Linked DNA regions of Homo sapiens: regions 1 and 2 are each linked to region 3. The links are chromatin contacts, found by Hi-C or POLR2A ChIA-PET in ENCODE. All regions are on one chromosome and are shown on one strand. The core of a region is the stretch at or near the end of the contact, and the rest is flanking DNA. Distances in the headings are between cores, read along the strand shown. Region 1 overlaps DUSP10 (dual specificity phosphatase 10). Region 2 overlaps LOC124904517 (a long non-coding RNA gene). Region 3 has its middle 8.3 kb from the start of TRT-TGT2-1.

Region 1 (4,525 bases), core at 1,020-3,519, 750 kb before region 3:
CAAGAAAGGCACAGATGACCTCCTCGGGTGGAATCTCAGCACCACAGGAGCATGTCTTGCACCCTTCATAGCTCACCTCACCCAGAGGGACAAGTTTGCTCCCAATACAGCAGAGTGGTTACAAGCAGGAACATTGGAAGAGACAGGTTATCTTGATTATAATCTGGGTACCATCATTTCCTGACACTATTACTTAAGTTCATTTATCTCTGTGCTTCAGTTCCACCATCTGTAAACTGAGGGTGATGGTGTCTCCCTTTGAGTGCAATTGTGAGCCTGAGATAAATGAATACGTGTAAAATACTTAGCACATCTCCTGGCACACAGTAGAACTCAGCAGGCATTCACTATTTTAATTTATATTATTTATATGATTGCCCACAGGTGAAATCAGCAGAGAAGTACTTGGAAAAGACAAGCCAGGGTGGGGTGTGAAGGACTGCTCTTATAATCTTTTTTGATATTCTCCACGTAGGGCCCTGACATTTATCAACCCTGACTTTCAGTAGAACAGAATGTGAGAGCAGCGCGGTTGCTTACTCCTCGACTTTCCAAGGCTTGTGGGCACATAAACCCATCAAGAAACCTCTTTTGGATGTGTGAATGCATGCTTTTGAGCTTACGGCTCTGCTCTGCCTCCCACGAGTTATGGGTCTAGTATAAAAAGCTTATAAACTGTGCTTATTTCTCCATTTTTAAAATGCAAACCTTCCCCTGAACAAGTGCAATCTCACTTTTGGGAATGGATCTTAGGGAAATCATCTAACCAAAGATAGTTAGCTAGATATATGGAGATGTTCACTACAATGTTATCTGTTTTATATATATTTTAAAAAGGCCAAGTAAAACACAAAAATAAAAGAAAAAAAGTTATTACATTCATTCCACGGAGTATTATGTAGCCTTTAAAAGAGTAGTTGCAAAAAGGATGTGAAAATAAATAAAACATTTTGGTTTAATATTAAATTTTTTAAAAGCTAAGTAAAAAACATTGACCAAAAGCTGAAGAACTGTACAAAAAACGAACAATTGTTTAAATTAGGGAATTTACGGATCATAGTTTATTGTTTAAATTTTCTGCTAATATTTTTACACACAATGGCATGCACAGATAAACCCAAAGGATTATTACAAAGCTCAAATTATAATAATATACATGTAAGTGCTATAAAATCTGGATTGACATTATTAGTGCCAACTGAGCTCTAACCCTACTCAAACAGAACTAGATACACTCTGGCTTTCCCTTTGAAAAGAGGGGGAAGTGGAAAAGTCCTATTAGCTGAAAGCCACCAGAACACAACATCTACCCTCAAAGACAGATGGCTTGTGGCTGTCTTGATAGTTCCAGGAGATAAGGCAGAAAACCCAAAGCATGAACAAGAGACGGTTATGTTGCAATAAGGACAGGAAGTCTATCTGTCCACTAGCCTCTGAGCCTGGCATATGTTCTTCTCCATTTCAAGTCTCATCTTTGACAAACCACAGCGGGAAACTCCAGACCATAACCTAGACCGAGTCTCATGACTTTTCACAACCAATGGACCCGGAGCTGGCTGTGTAAAAGAGAGAAATCATATTTTCCTTAAGGTATGGTTATGATCCAAAGAAAACTCAAAGGGCAATATTATGTTCACTTTACTCATTGAAAGTAAGAAGTCAAAACCTACCCTAGCTTTTTGAAAAGAAAAACAAGAGCTATATACGAATTTCAGTTGATTTCTAGAATTAACCTCTGCCCTTACATATGATAGTTTATTCTGCTAGGCAATTATGACAATAAAGTTTGAACCTGAAGAGATAATTCTGAAGTAGAAGAAAGAAAATATGGAAAATAACTTCACCAGTGAAGACTTAAAAAATAAATAAGATAAAAACTACCCATTGTCATCATCACAGCCTCCACAAAAGGGATTCTGAAGAGTTAAAATCTGCTCAGCTTCGCCTCCACAAAAACCCAAATTCCACACAGATTCTGTGATGGGAACCTAATTCACTTTTTTCTTCAAAAAAGGCAGTTGTTACATTTTTCCATATAAGATGAGAGGGAAGAACAATAAAACAAATTCAAAAGAAGGCTCTAAAAGCAGGGGAAAAACCTCTCTGTTCTTATTTAGGGTACTCAAGCTGTAATTTGTCTTAAAAGCAGCTAGTTTAAAAAAAAAAAAAAAAACCAACACATGCTAGAAAACCCCACACACAGAAAAAAGCAGCGTCCAGCTTTTTAAAATTCTGCCTCTACACCTCCTTTCTCAATGACATCAGCTGGAGGCTCCCCACCTGCCCAGTTGCCATAGCAGTTACACAAAGACATACAATGACATCAGTTGGCATGATATCAGCTCTTTGAGTGCAAACAATACAAGAAGAACTACTTTGTTTAAGGCCTTTGGTGCAACTGTGTTCTGGGGAGCCAATGATGTAATGCTAACAGGTGGCATGGGCCTTCCATTTGCCTAATGGGGGGAAAAAAACCCGTGGCGGAGTGGGGGGAGGAGGGAATTTGAGACAGACACACAGAATGCTCCAAATCACAGAGCATGCTTATGTGCAAAAGTATGGGTGCATTGTATGTTTAAGCCATGTAGGAACTCTGTTCTTATAATATTTGGAGGTGGGAGGGGTGGGGGTGGAGAGAAAAGGAGATATTACAATTTAAACATATAAGGTAAACAAGGAAATTCTCCTTGAGGGGTCTGAAGAAATAGTCTCCTGTTCAACTGCCACTCTGCTAATCAACTTGGGCATCAGTTTTCCATAAGGCTTATGCACAGCTCTGTACTGCAGTTAAAAACTCTCTCTGTGGACGGTGCTTAAAGTAAAAAACAACGAGTGGAAGCTCACAGTGGTGGCTTTTTCCAGAGAAGTCTGCAGGAAGGATTGTTTTCTTCTCTTGGGGAAGGGTTGAAATTGAAATCTGGAGGGGAGGGGGAAGAGTAAAGCTAATCTGGTTTTTCTTTTCCAGTTACTTTCCTCCGACCCTACCCCATCAAGTATCACCAGAGGCCAAAGTGACTGATCACTTAATGAGGAACCCTGATGATGTTATGTTTATTACTATTTAAGAATATTAGAACATGATAATTAACAAACAAAGCAGGAGCAGTGTAGCATGGAGGTTAAGAGCAAAGGTCAGAGACAAACCACACCTAGCTGCAGTTATGATTCTGCCTCCTAGCAGCTGTGAGACCCTGTGCAAGTCAGGTTCCCTCATTAAGCCTCAGTTTACCAATCTATTAAGTGGATGTAATATCATCTACCCATCAGGGTCATAGTTCAGGAAGCCTATGTAAAGGTTTTGATACACGACCAGGTATTCGATAAATAATGTCTTATTACCCCCAATATCATCACCTTTGTTCTAAATTCCAACAGATCTATGCACACGCATAGTCCATGAGAGCCCTAAGTGCAGTGCAGTGATTCAGAGAAGGAGTATTGAGGCTGGACTTCTTGGGTTTGAATCCCCAGCACAGCCAAACACTAGCTATGAGACCCTGGGCAGGTTTCTCACCTGTCTGTTCCTCAGTTTCCCTGTATACAAAACAGGGATAACAATAGTACCTACCTCACTGTACTGTTGTAATGATTAAAGTGGTTAATAAAGTACCTTAAAACAATGTCCAGCACATTGTAAGTGCTTTTTCTTTTCATCACTTTGGGAAACTACCATTTTAAAGATCTAAAAAAAAAAAAATCTGCTTAATATAAAGACTCTATATAAGTAAACTAATGTTCCTGAGTTTTTACTTTTAAAATTTTATTTAACAAAAAAGAATTAGGAACCAAGGTATCCGAGCAGTTTTAAAGTTTGCAAAACATACTTTTAACATAAAGAAAGCAACAGCTCCCTATTTTTCCTAAACAAATATATCTGATTTCACTTTGTTGGTCCTAGCTTTCCTAACAAACACTGTCTTTGCATTTCTGGTTTTTCCACAGAATTGGATTTTGAAAATAAAACTGTTCTTCCCTCCTTCTTCCTTTCCTCTAATTTCTACCAAGGTGGCTAACTTCCTTATGTGCACAAGAGCCTGCAGTTATTAGTGCGAACATATTGTAGCCATGAGCAACAATGCTGGGGTAGGGTGAGGCAAGGCGGGGTGGGGGGGCAGCAAACATTTTCAAAGCTTATGTCAAAAGTAGGTTCTCTGCCAAAATGAGTATGGTCAGTACATTGATTCTAAATGGCAGCAACAAAGAATACCTAGCACCCCTAAAGAACTATATGTGGAAATACTGCCTGCCAGTTTCTTCTAACACACGGTCAGTTCAGTGACAGTCCTACTGAAGCAATGGATTCTAGTTTTAGTGGGAAACTTCTCTTTATAGATGCATTTCAGCTCCTGTTGCTGTTTTGGCGACTGCAGTCCTAGAAACAGAAGAGTCCTCTGTAATGTGATTCAGAAGCAATGCGCTGGGTTGTGAGTTAAAGAAACCACATCCAAATGCAGAATCTATAAGCAAGAGATTTTTATACTCTAAAGGTGGACAGCCCTTTTTGGTCTTATGCTAAGCTAGAAAG
Region 2 (4,376 bases), core at 1,140-3,639, 590 kb before region 3:
TTTCAGCCACGTTGCATGTTTGCCATCATCTGTAGTTTTTATCTAACCCACCCCATGATCATGCCATATGCCTTGTGGGCACTGGAGTTTTGCTGTGTGTTTAGGACCCTGACATTTTGTGTTTTTAGGACCTGGGTTTTATTTAACCACCCTTTTCTATGGTTCTAGGATTGTCCAATTTTGTCTCCTTCTCTTCTCTCTCTCCATACTCCTCCTACCCTTAACTTCATTTTCTTAATCACCTCCAAAACTCTCCTTGCTCACTTTTTATTCCAAGGACTTGTCTTTAGAATTCTAGTCTCCCTCTTTCTCCCTGTACTATCATGTTATGAGGTCAGAATTGTGCCAACCTACAGGAATGTTTTCACCTTAAAAGCCTATCATTGTGGGTGAAATAGACACTGTAACTACAAAGGCCAGACTTTTATACACACATGCACACACATATATACATACTGTTTCCAGGATATTGAATGTCTTGCAGCAACAAAATGCCACTGTTGCTATCGTGAAACAGACTTGAGGAAGCCTAGAGGCAAAGGCAAACATTTCATACCCACATTACAATACTGTTCCTGGCTGACAGCTTGTTCCCCACTGACCTAGGGCTCATTCTCTAGCTGAACCATGGCCCATCACTGGGGCAGATTCTGATCAGCCAGGATGGTGGAAATTGACTAGTGGCTCATGAGTGGTTGGTCTCATCTGAGTCTGAGGAGGTGCTTCATTCTTGCTATGCACAACTTAAAATCCAAGAATTGTGAGATATTCATAAAGCAAGATGTCGCTTTGACACAGAAGGCAAAGTTTAAGAGCCTATTAAAGACCATACTCTATTAGTTCCTTAAATATGTCCTTATTCAAGTCACTATGGTAATTCTCTGGTATTATCCCTTATGAATAGCTATTCATTGTGGTCATATGGGGTAGAATATCGGATCAAATCATAACTTCTCCATGCCCTGTTTCTTCATCAGAACAGAAATAAAAATAGTATCTAATTCGTATATTTGTTGTGATAATTAGGTAAATTCAAACATAAATCATAGAGTAGTGACTGGTAGGTAATAAGCCATAATATACACTATTTTTATTAAATATGATAATGTGTTTATGGGTCTTGGTAATTCAACTATGGGGTAAGTAGGGAAAGAAATGTTATCTATAAAAATGACCCTTTTGCCCTCCATTTTATAGCTGGGGAATGGTCTGTTTAATGCTAACTAGGGCTACTTTCTGGTTGTTTGCACAACGAGAGCCAAGTGTCCATCACTCAGATAATAGCAGAGTGATGATCTCTCCAAACTAGATAGATTTGAAATGGTTTCAAGAATTGGGGTTTCTTAGTCTAGAATAAAGAAGACTAGAGAGGAGATACAACCACCGTCTTCAAATATAGAAGGGCTGACATAGAGAGAAACAGTTACATCTATTTTGTTTGTATCTAGAGGACAGAACCATGACCAGCTGGGTAGAAGTTAAAGGGAAACTTGAACTCAACATAGGAAGAATTCTCTAATAATCAGCATTGTATAACAAGATATGGGCAGTTCATAAAGCTATCTCCACCAATGGAAGTGCTGTGTGACCTTAAACATATAACTTAAACTATCTGTACCTTGGTTTCTTCATCTGCAAAATGAGAATAACAATAGCTACTTTCGAGGGATGTTGTGAAGACTAAATACATTTATATGTATATAGTCTTTCAAACAGTGCTGGAACACATTTGGCATTCTATGGGTGTTAGCCATTGTATAACTGACTTATAAAGGTGAAAAGGGGCAAGTGTTGTTATCTCTTACATGATGGAAATAAGATCAATTATCAAGCAACCTGGTTTACTCTTAGGCAACTGATCATTATGGCAATGGGAATTACCTAAGCTGTCTCTGGCATCATTGGTATATCCCTCAGCAAGGGTACTCTCTTCAGTCTCAATTCTTATTGGCATCAACTGTGTCGTATATATTTTTAGAGATTTCCACAATGCCCAGGCAGTGAGCCTTCAATAAATACATGTTGTCTAGACATACATAGTGGTACCTTCTCATGGAAAGAGTATTGATTTATGCCCTATAATTACAAGTATCTCTACATCCTTCTCTAATCAGTATCGGTGAAGTCACCGTCTAACTGCTTCCAGACAGTCATTTTAAATTTATTTCTAACTCAACAGTCTCTGCAATTTAACTTGATTAAATACAACACAGGTTTAATTGGAACTTAGCTGCAAATTAAGAGCAAAGAATCCATAGAATTGACTGCTCTTTAAATATAGTTTAGCTCAGTAAGCTAATAGTTCTTTTATGGAGATGCCACACTGAGTAGACATTAAATTGTGGTTCAAACAGCAAAACAAACAAATAGTGTGTGGGCCTCTGAGTATTTATTGTGATTATGCTATATGAGTAATAAGTAATATTTGAGGACATTAGTCATTATTGGCTTTGCATACTTCCTTTGCATGTGGGAGCCAGGATAAACAAGCCCTGGGATGCCCTCCTTTTTCTTGTGTGGGCTCATAATTAAGGGCTAGGGGAGAGTTATTCCCTCTGTAGAAATTTGGTACTGCTGATTTACATATATTTGCTGTTTTTGTAATCCAAAAATCTGGGGTGTTTATGGGTCTGCAATTCTGTGTGGCTCTGTGCCTGTAGAAGAGCTAGTAGAAAATGACACATTTGTCCGAGTTTCAGACTTACCATTATGAGACAGTTTGTCTTTTTCTGGGCAAGGACATAAAGATCTGCAGGGATTATAGTCACACTGCACTTGTGACAGATACATGGGTTGAAAAGAAGAGCGGCATTTTCTCCCCCTCCCCTATTTTCTTTGGAGTATGCTTTTTAATTGTTTTCTGTATATACTTTTGTGTAAGTTACGAGGACTTGCAGAAGGTTCTTCAGAAAACAGGAGATATGATAAGATTTATCTTTCTGGAAAGTTAATGCTGGTAGCACAGGGAAGGCATGGCTAAAAAGAATAAACTGGAGAAGAGAAATAAGTTAGGATCCTACTGAAAAAATTCAGGTATAAAATGAAGATCTTTAATAATAACTGGGAATGGGAGAAACACCAAATTCCAGATACAGACCTAAAGTAGAAATGGTAGGGTTTATTGGTCCATGAGCTGTGTGAGATGAAGAGGAGCTCAGGTTAATCATAATGTTTAGAGGACTGAGGGAATGATGACACTGCTAACTGGGATTTGGAAATGGGGAAAGAGAATAGGACCGGGGAATGATGCATTCGGTTTTGGACCTGCTGTGTTTGAGATTTATTTGCAGCTCTTTAAACATAGTTTGGATTCGTAAGCTCATAGTCAGATGAAGACATTTGGAAATATGGGTCTGGCACTTAAGCCATATGTCACATCTGGCCTGTAGACTTGGGAGACATTTGAGCACAATGTTACAATGTCCTCACTGGTTCCCAGCTTTCATTAAAATGTATCTAAACAACTATATAAAATATAAAAATATTTCACTTCTTAATATAAGGTACCTGAGATCTGGAAAAAGTGACATTATTTTGTCCTGCATTTTTTTTTCAATCTTAAGAATTAAATAAAGCCCAGGAAAAGTCTTCTGTGGTAGGCAGAATAACAGCCTCCCAAAGATGTCCATATCCTTATCTCTGGAACCAGTGAATACATTTCCTTACATAGGAAAAGGGACTTTAGAATTGTGATTGAGTTAAAGACCTGGAGATGAGGAGATTATACTTGATTACCTGGGTCGGCACGATCTAATCACACTGGTCCTTAAAAGAAGAGAAACGGCCAGGTGCAGTGGCTCACGCCTGTATTCCCAGCACTTACGGAGGCCGAGGTGGGTGGATCACGAGGTCAGGAGATCGAGACCATCCTGGCCAACATGGTGAAACCCCGTCTCTACTACAAATACAAAAATTAGCTGGGCATGGTGGTGCGTGCCTATAGTCCCAGCTACTTGGGAGGCTGAGGCAGGAGAAACGCTTGAACCTGGGAGGTGGAGGTTGCAGTAAGCCCAGATCTCGCCACTGCACTCCAGCCTGGCAACAGAGTGAGACTCTGTCTCAAAAAAAAAAGAATCTTTCCCAGCTGTGGTCACAGGCAGATATGACTACAGAGGAATGCTCAAAGAATAGTGACAATGCTGGCCTTGAAGATGAAGGAAGAAAGTCATGAGCCAAGGAATATAGGTGGCCTCTAGGAGCCAGAAAAGGTAAGGAGACAGATTCTTCACTAGAGCCTCCAGAAAGGGGCACAGCCCTGTGACGACTTGATGTTTGCCACCTAGACCTGTGTCGGGCCTCTAACCTAACAACTGTAAGATAAATTTGTGTTGTTTGTCAGGCCAGATCCCTATTAACTTTAATAGAGATGGCAACAG
Region 3 (4,842 bases), core at 24-2,523:
CATCTCCATTTTCGAGGCCTCTCTCTGGGTTCAACAGTTCTTCTAAGATCACATATGGCTGTCTGGCCACTTTAGTTGTAAGCTTTCTCTGCTTCCAAGAGATGTGAACTCATTTCAAGCAGCTCATTGGCAGCCCTCCTGCCCATTCTATGCATATTTTACAGAGGAGAGCTTTGAAGCTTAAGCAAAATGGCATTTGCAAGGTCACAGAGCTCACTGGTGGCAGAGCTGGGATACAGGACTATTGGATTCAAAGCCCCCCACCCACTCTTTACCTCCCTCCCCTTTCTAAAGCATGACCCACTGGAGCTTTCACGGTGGGGGCTATAGATTGTGGAAAAAAGTGGCAACATGACTGTGAACTTGCATCTGATCCAGTGATTCCAAATTCCCTTACAATTGAGGCAGAGACTCCGCCAAAGGGACTGGTGAGCCCTGTGACTGGCCCCATCACCATGACAACACTCCTGTTCCAGCGCCTCAAGGGATCTCCACTCTCCTACCTTCTCACGTAGGTGGGAAAGGTGGCGTCCTCACCTACATGTACGGCCAGGACTCCCATAATTTAAGAAGAGCCAGCTAGATCACTAAAATGGTCTCCATGCTACACGTTACAACTGCACATCTCAGCACCCAAAGCCTTCACTGGAGAGAGAAAACCGTGCCTGGGTGACTCGTGACTCGACATTGGCTCCGGACGTGTCAGTACAGAGGAACGTCGGTACCGGATCCCAGACATAGGGCTGAGCCCAGCTGGTTCTCATTCTCTTCTGGGGCCAGGCCTGCTGCTGGTTTCATTTAATTGAATATTTTGATTGTTTGATTTCTGTAGCCAGAAGCCTGTAGGCAGTAAATGCCCTTTTCCATCAGTTCAAGAAAGAAAATGTACCTGCCGAGGTAGTATCTGCTTCGCTGAGCTGCTGACTTATTTTAAGAACTAAATCTTTCCTGTTACTATATTTTTCACTCTGGGGTGTGCGCGCTCCAAGACTGACAGTAACTCAGGTCTAGGACAGGAGCGTCCTCTCGGCGATGACTTAGCGCCACCTACTGACCACTTGCTCAACAGCGGCCACGTTCAGCAACCACGGTGATCTCGACAGACACGAAAATGTTCTGTGCTCTCAACGAGAAGTTCTGCATGTATTCTTCCCTTCTCACATAGCAGAGCTTGCCTAGCAGAATTGTGCTCCTTTTATTTTTTAATATAAGTAAGTTAAGACACAGGGCTCCAGCAAGAAAGCTGAGCAAGTTCTCCATTTGGCAACTGTTTCATACTTCCCGACTTTGGCGGCTGTCATTTATAAATGATGAGCTCATGAGTGAGGAGGCTGATGCAACCCCCAGGGGCCCAAAACACAAGCATGGAGAAAGACAGCCCTCCTGTGGGATCTGATGCAATCGTCTTGTCTTCTTTAGGCTTTGATACCAGTGTTTCTAAACTTTAGGTGCAAGATTATCCTCACAGCACCTCTAAGGAGTATAAACCCCAGGGTTATTACTTACCGGTTACCACAGCAACTCATATGTAAAGAGTTGGAAAGTCCTTCCTCTGTGGTGATTGAGAGTAGACATGGAGCTGTTTGCAACCCCCTAAACACATTGCCCCCTTGCCACACAATAGCAAAAATTGAGAATTATCATCCTGTCACCACCCAGTGGCTCTGGGCCCTCAAGCTCCCAATTACTTACAGATATCTACAGCAGAGTCTCTTGACCTTCGCACCATCGGGTCAGATAGGTCTTTGTTGTTGGGAGGCTGCCTGCGCATTATGAGCATTTAGTAGTATCCTTGGCCTCTACCCACTGGTGTCACTGGCACCCCACCACTGTCCCCAAACCTCCACCCCTGTTATAACAATCAAAATACCTATAGACATTGCCAAATGTTTCCTGGGGGTACAAAATCACCTCTGCTTAAGAACCACCTATCTGGAAGGCAAATACATGGAATATAAGAAGAACAACAACAGTAATAATTACTAGTACTGCTATCATTTAAAAGGTAAAATTGCACCACCAGCTAATGGATAAGTCATCGGCTTCCTAAAAGGCACTAATTACGTGCTGAGACTTTTATGGCCTTATCTTATTTAGTCTTCACAACCAAGAAACCAGTCTGTGTTGACAAAACATTCACATTACAAGGAAACTGAAGATCAGAGATGCCAAGTAACTTGGCCAAGGGTGCAGAGCTGTCAGTGGCTGAACTACCATTTGAAACCAGACTTTCCTGACTGTAAAATCTGAGCCTGTCACCACCTCCAGATCCTGAGGTCACATAGCACAGATAGTTCTGGAACAGTCCTCACTCTCAAAAGTTCTGCCAGAGTATGCTAGCACTATTCAAATAATATATCTAGATTTAGATTTAAAGACATAAAGACTGTAGCTATCCTCTGTAAGAAATTGACCCAAAGTGTGACTGCTGTGGAGGTTTTCCAATAGGGGAATAGAGCGGGCCAGAGTCTTGGCCAGTAATTGACTGTATGGCCTTTATTTGGGGTCAGTTACTTAAGCTCTTGAAGTCTCTTCTTGTTCATATATAAGATAAAAAATTTTGTCAGAGCAATGGTACTCAACTCTGGCTGCACATTAAAATCACTTGGGTAGCTTTTTGCCATGGTTTGGATCTGTGTCCCCACCCAAATCTCATGTAATCCCCAATGTTGGAGGTGGGGCCTGGTGTGAGGTGGGATTGGATCATGGGGGCAGATTTCCCCCTTGGTACTGTCCTCAAGATACTGAGTTCTCATGAGATCTGGTTGTTTAAAAGTATGTGGCACCTCCCTTCTCTTTCTCTTTTGCTCCTGCTCCTACCGTGAAGACATATCTGCTCCCCATTTGCCTTCTGCCATAATTGTAAGTTTCCTGAGGTCTTCCCAGAAGCCAAGCAGATGCCAGCATTGTGCTTCCTGTACAGTCTGTGGAACCATGAGCCAATTAAACCTCTTTTCTTTATAAATTACCCAATCTTGGGTGTTTGTTTGTGGCAATATGAGAATAGCCTAATACAGAAAATTGGTACCAGGAGTAGGATATTGCTATAAAGATACCCAAAAATGTGAAAGCAACTTTGAAACTGGGAAATAGGCAGAGGTTGGAAGAATGTGGAGGGCTAGAAGACAGGAAGTTGAGGGAAGGTTTGGAACATCCTAGAGAGTTGTTTAATGGTTGTGATTAAAATGCTGACAGTGACGTGGACAGTGAAGTCCAGCCTGAAGATGTCTCAGATGGAAATGAGGAACTTATTGGGAATGAGTAAAGGTAACCTTTGCTATGCCTTATCAGACAGCTTAGCTGCATTATGCCCCTGCTCTAGAGATCTGTGGGACTTTGAACTTGAGAGTGGTAATTTAGGATATCTGGCAGAAGAAATTTCTAAGCAGTAAAGTGTTCAAGATGTGACCTGGCTGCTTCTAACAGCCTATGCTCATATGTATGAGCAAAGAAATGACCTGAAGTTGGAACTGATATTTAAATGGGAAACAGAGCATAAAAGTTTGGAAAATTTGCAGCTTGGCTGTGTGGTAGAAAAGAAAAGCCCGTTTTCAGGGAGGAATTTAAGCAGGCTGCAGAAATTTGCATAAATATAAAGGATCCAAGTGCTAATAGCCAAGGCAATGGAGAAAAGGCCTCAAAGGCATTTCAGAGACCTTTGCAGCAGCCCCTCCCATCATAGGCCCAGGGACCTAGGAGGAAAGAATGCTTTTATGGGTTAGGCCCGGGGACTCTGCTGCCCTATGCAGCCTCAGGACACTGCTCTCCACATCCCAGCCACTCCAACTTCAGGCATGGCTCAAAGGGATATAGTACAGGCCACTGCTTCAGAGGGTGCAAGTCATAAGCCTTGGCAATTTCCATGTGATATTAAGCCTGCAGGTGCACAGAGTGCAAGGATTGAGGCTTGGGAGCCTCCACCTAGATTTCAGAGGATATATAGAAAAGCCTGGATGTCCAGGCAGAAGCCTGCAGCAGGGGCAGAAGCCTCATGGAGAACCTCTACTAGGGCAGTATGAAGGAGAAATGTTGAGTTGGAGCCTCCACAAAGAGTCCCCACTGGGGTACTGCTTAGTGGAGCTGCACAAAGAGAGCCACCGTCCTCCAGACCCCAGAATGTTAGAGCCACCAACAGCTTGCACTATGTGCCTGGAAAAGCCACAGTCAATGCCACCCTGTGAGAGCAACCATGGAGGCTGAACCCTGCAAAGTCATAGAGGCAGAGCTGCCCAAGGCCTGGGGAGAGCACTCCTCACACCAATGTGACCTGCATGTGAGACATGGAGTCAAAAGAGTTTATTTTGGAGCTTTAAGTTTTAATGACTGCCCTGCTGGGTTTTGGACTCGCATGGGGCCTGTAGTTCCTTTCTTTTGGCAGATTCGTCCCTTTTGAAATGGGAATGTTTACCCAATGCTAGTATCCTCATTGTATCTTGAAGCAAATAACTTCTTTTTTATTTTTTAGGCTCATAGGTGGAAGGAACTTGCCTTGTCTCAGATGAGACTTTGAACTTTGGAATTTTGAGTTAATATTAGAATGAGTTAAGGCTTTGGGGGACTGTTGGGGAGGCATTATTGTATTTTGAAATGTGAGAAGGAAATAAGATTGGGAGAAGTGCCAGGGGTGGAATTATATGGTTTAGATCTGTGTCCCCACCCAAATCTCATGTTGAATTGTAATCCCCAGTGTTGGAGGTGGGGCCTGGTGGGAGGTGATTGGATCATGAGGTCAGATTTCCCCCTTGGTGCTGTCCTCAAGACAGTGAGTGAGATCTCATAAGATCTGGTTGTTTAAAAGTGTGTAGCACCGCCCCTTTCTCTGTTGCTCCTGCTCCTGCCATG

What was found. Hi-C counts contacts between places; a loop is a spot of excess contacts on that map. ChIA-PET counts read pairs that join two places held with the same protein, here RNA polymerase II (POLR2A). Pooled maps may share reads with other maps.
Region 1: a loop to region 3 is called in a map of chondrocyte, with 3 times the contacts of the local background. The contact joins two enhancer-like sites. A Hi-C loop is called at or near these places in 2 of 168 maps with a recorded cell type or tissue (chondrocyte and naive thymus-derived CD4-positive, alpha-beta T cell), 6 of 37 single-sample maps with no recorded cell type and 9 of 50 pooled maps. POLR2A ChIA-PET finds 5 or more read pairs at or near these places in 2 of 52 experiments (AG04450 and HepG2).
Region 2: a loop to region 3 is called in a map of IMR-90, with 4 times the contacts of the local background. The contact joins two enhancer-like sites. A Hi-C loop is called at or near these places in 2 of 168 maps with a recorded cell type or tissue (CD8-positive, alpha-beta T cell and IMR-90), 1 of 37 single-sample maps with no recorded cell type and 11 of 50 pooled maps.

What each region holds. Positions count from the first base shown.
Region 1 is chr1:221,706,847-221,711,371 of GRCh38, forward strand. All of the region lies in intron 2 of DUSP10 (dual specificity phosphatase 10), which reads right to left. Among named protein-coding and RNA genes, the nearest start is that of DUSP10, 33 kb to the right of the region's middle. RefSeq lists an enhancer at 1,163-1,272. Within about 2 kb of position 2,270, at least 16 of the 41 ENCODE cell types and tissues checked have a DNase peak (open chromatin) inside an H3K27ac peak, as active enhancers do.
Region 2 is chr1:221,866,707-221,871,082 of GRCh38, forward strand. The region is part of intron 2 of LOC124904517 (a long non-coding RNA gene); the gene reads left to right. Among named protein-coding and RNA genes, the nearest start is that of LINC01655, 28 kb to the left of the region's middle. Within about 2 kb of position 2,390, at least 3 of the 41 ENCODE cell types and tissues checked have a DNase peak (open chromatin) inside an H3K27ac peak, as active enhancers do.
Region 3 is chr1:222,454,263-222,459,104 of GRCh38, forward strand. No RefSeq gene overlaps it. Among named protein-coding and RNA genes, the nearest start is that of TRT-TGT2-1, 8.3 kb to the right of the region's middle. RefSeq lists an enhancer at 1,123-1,172. Within about 2 kb of position 1,274, at least 10 of the 41 ENCODE cell types and tissues checked have a DNase peak (open chromatin) inside an H3K27ac peak, as active enhancers do.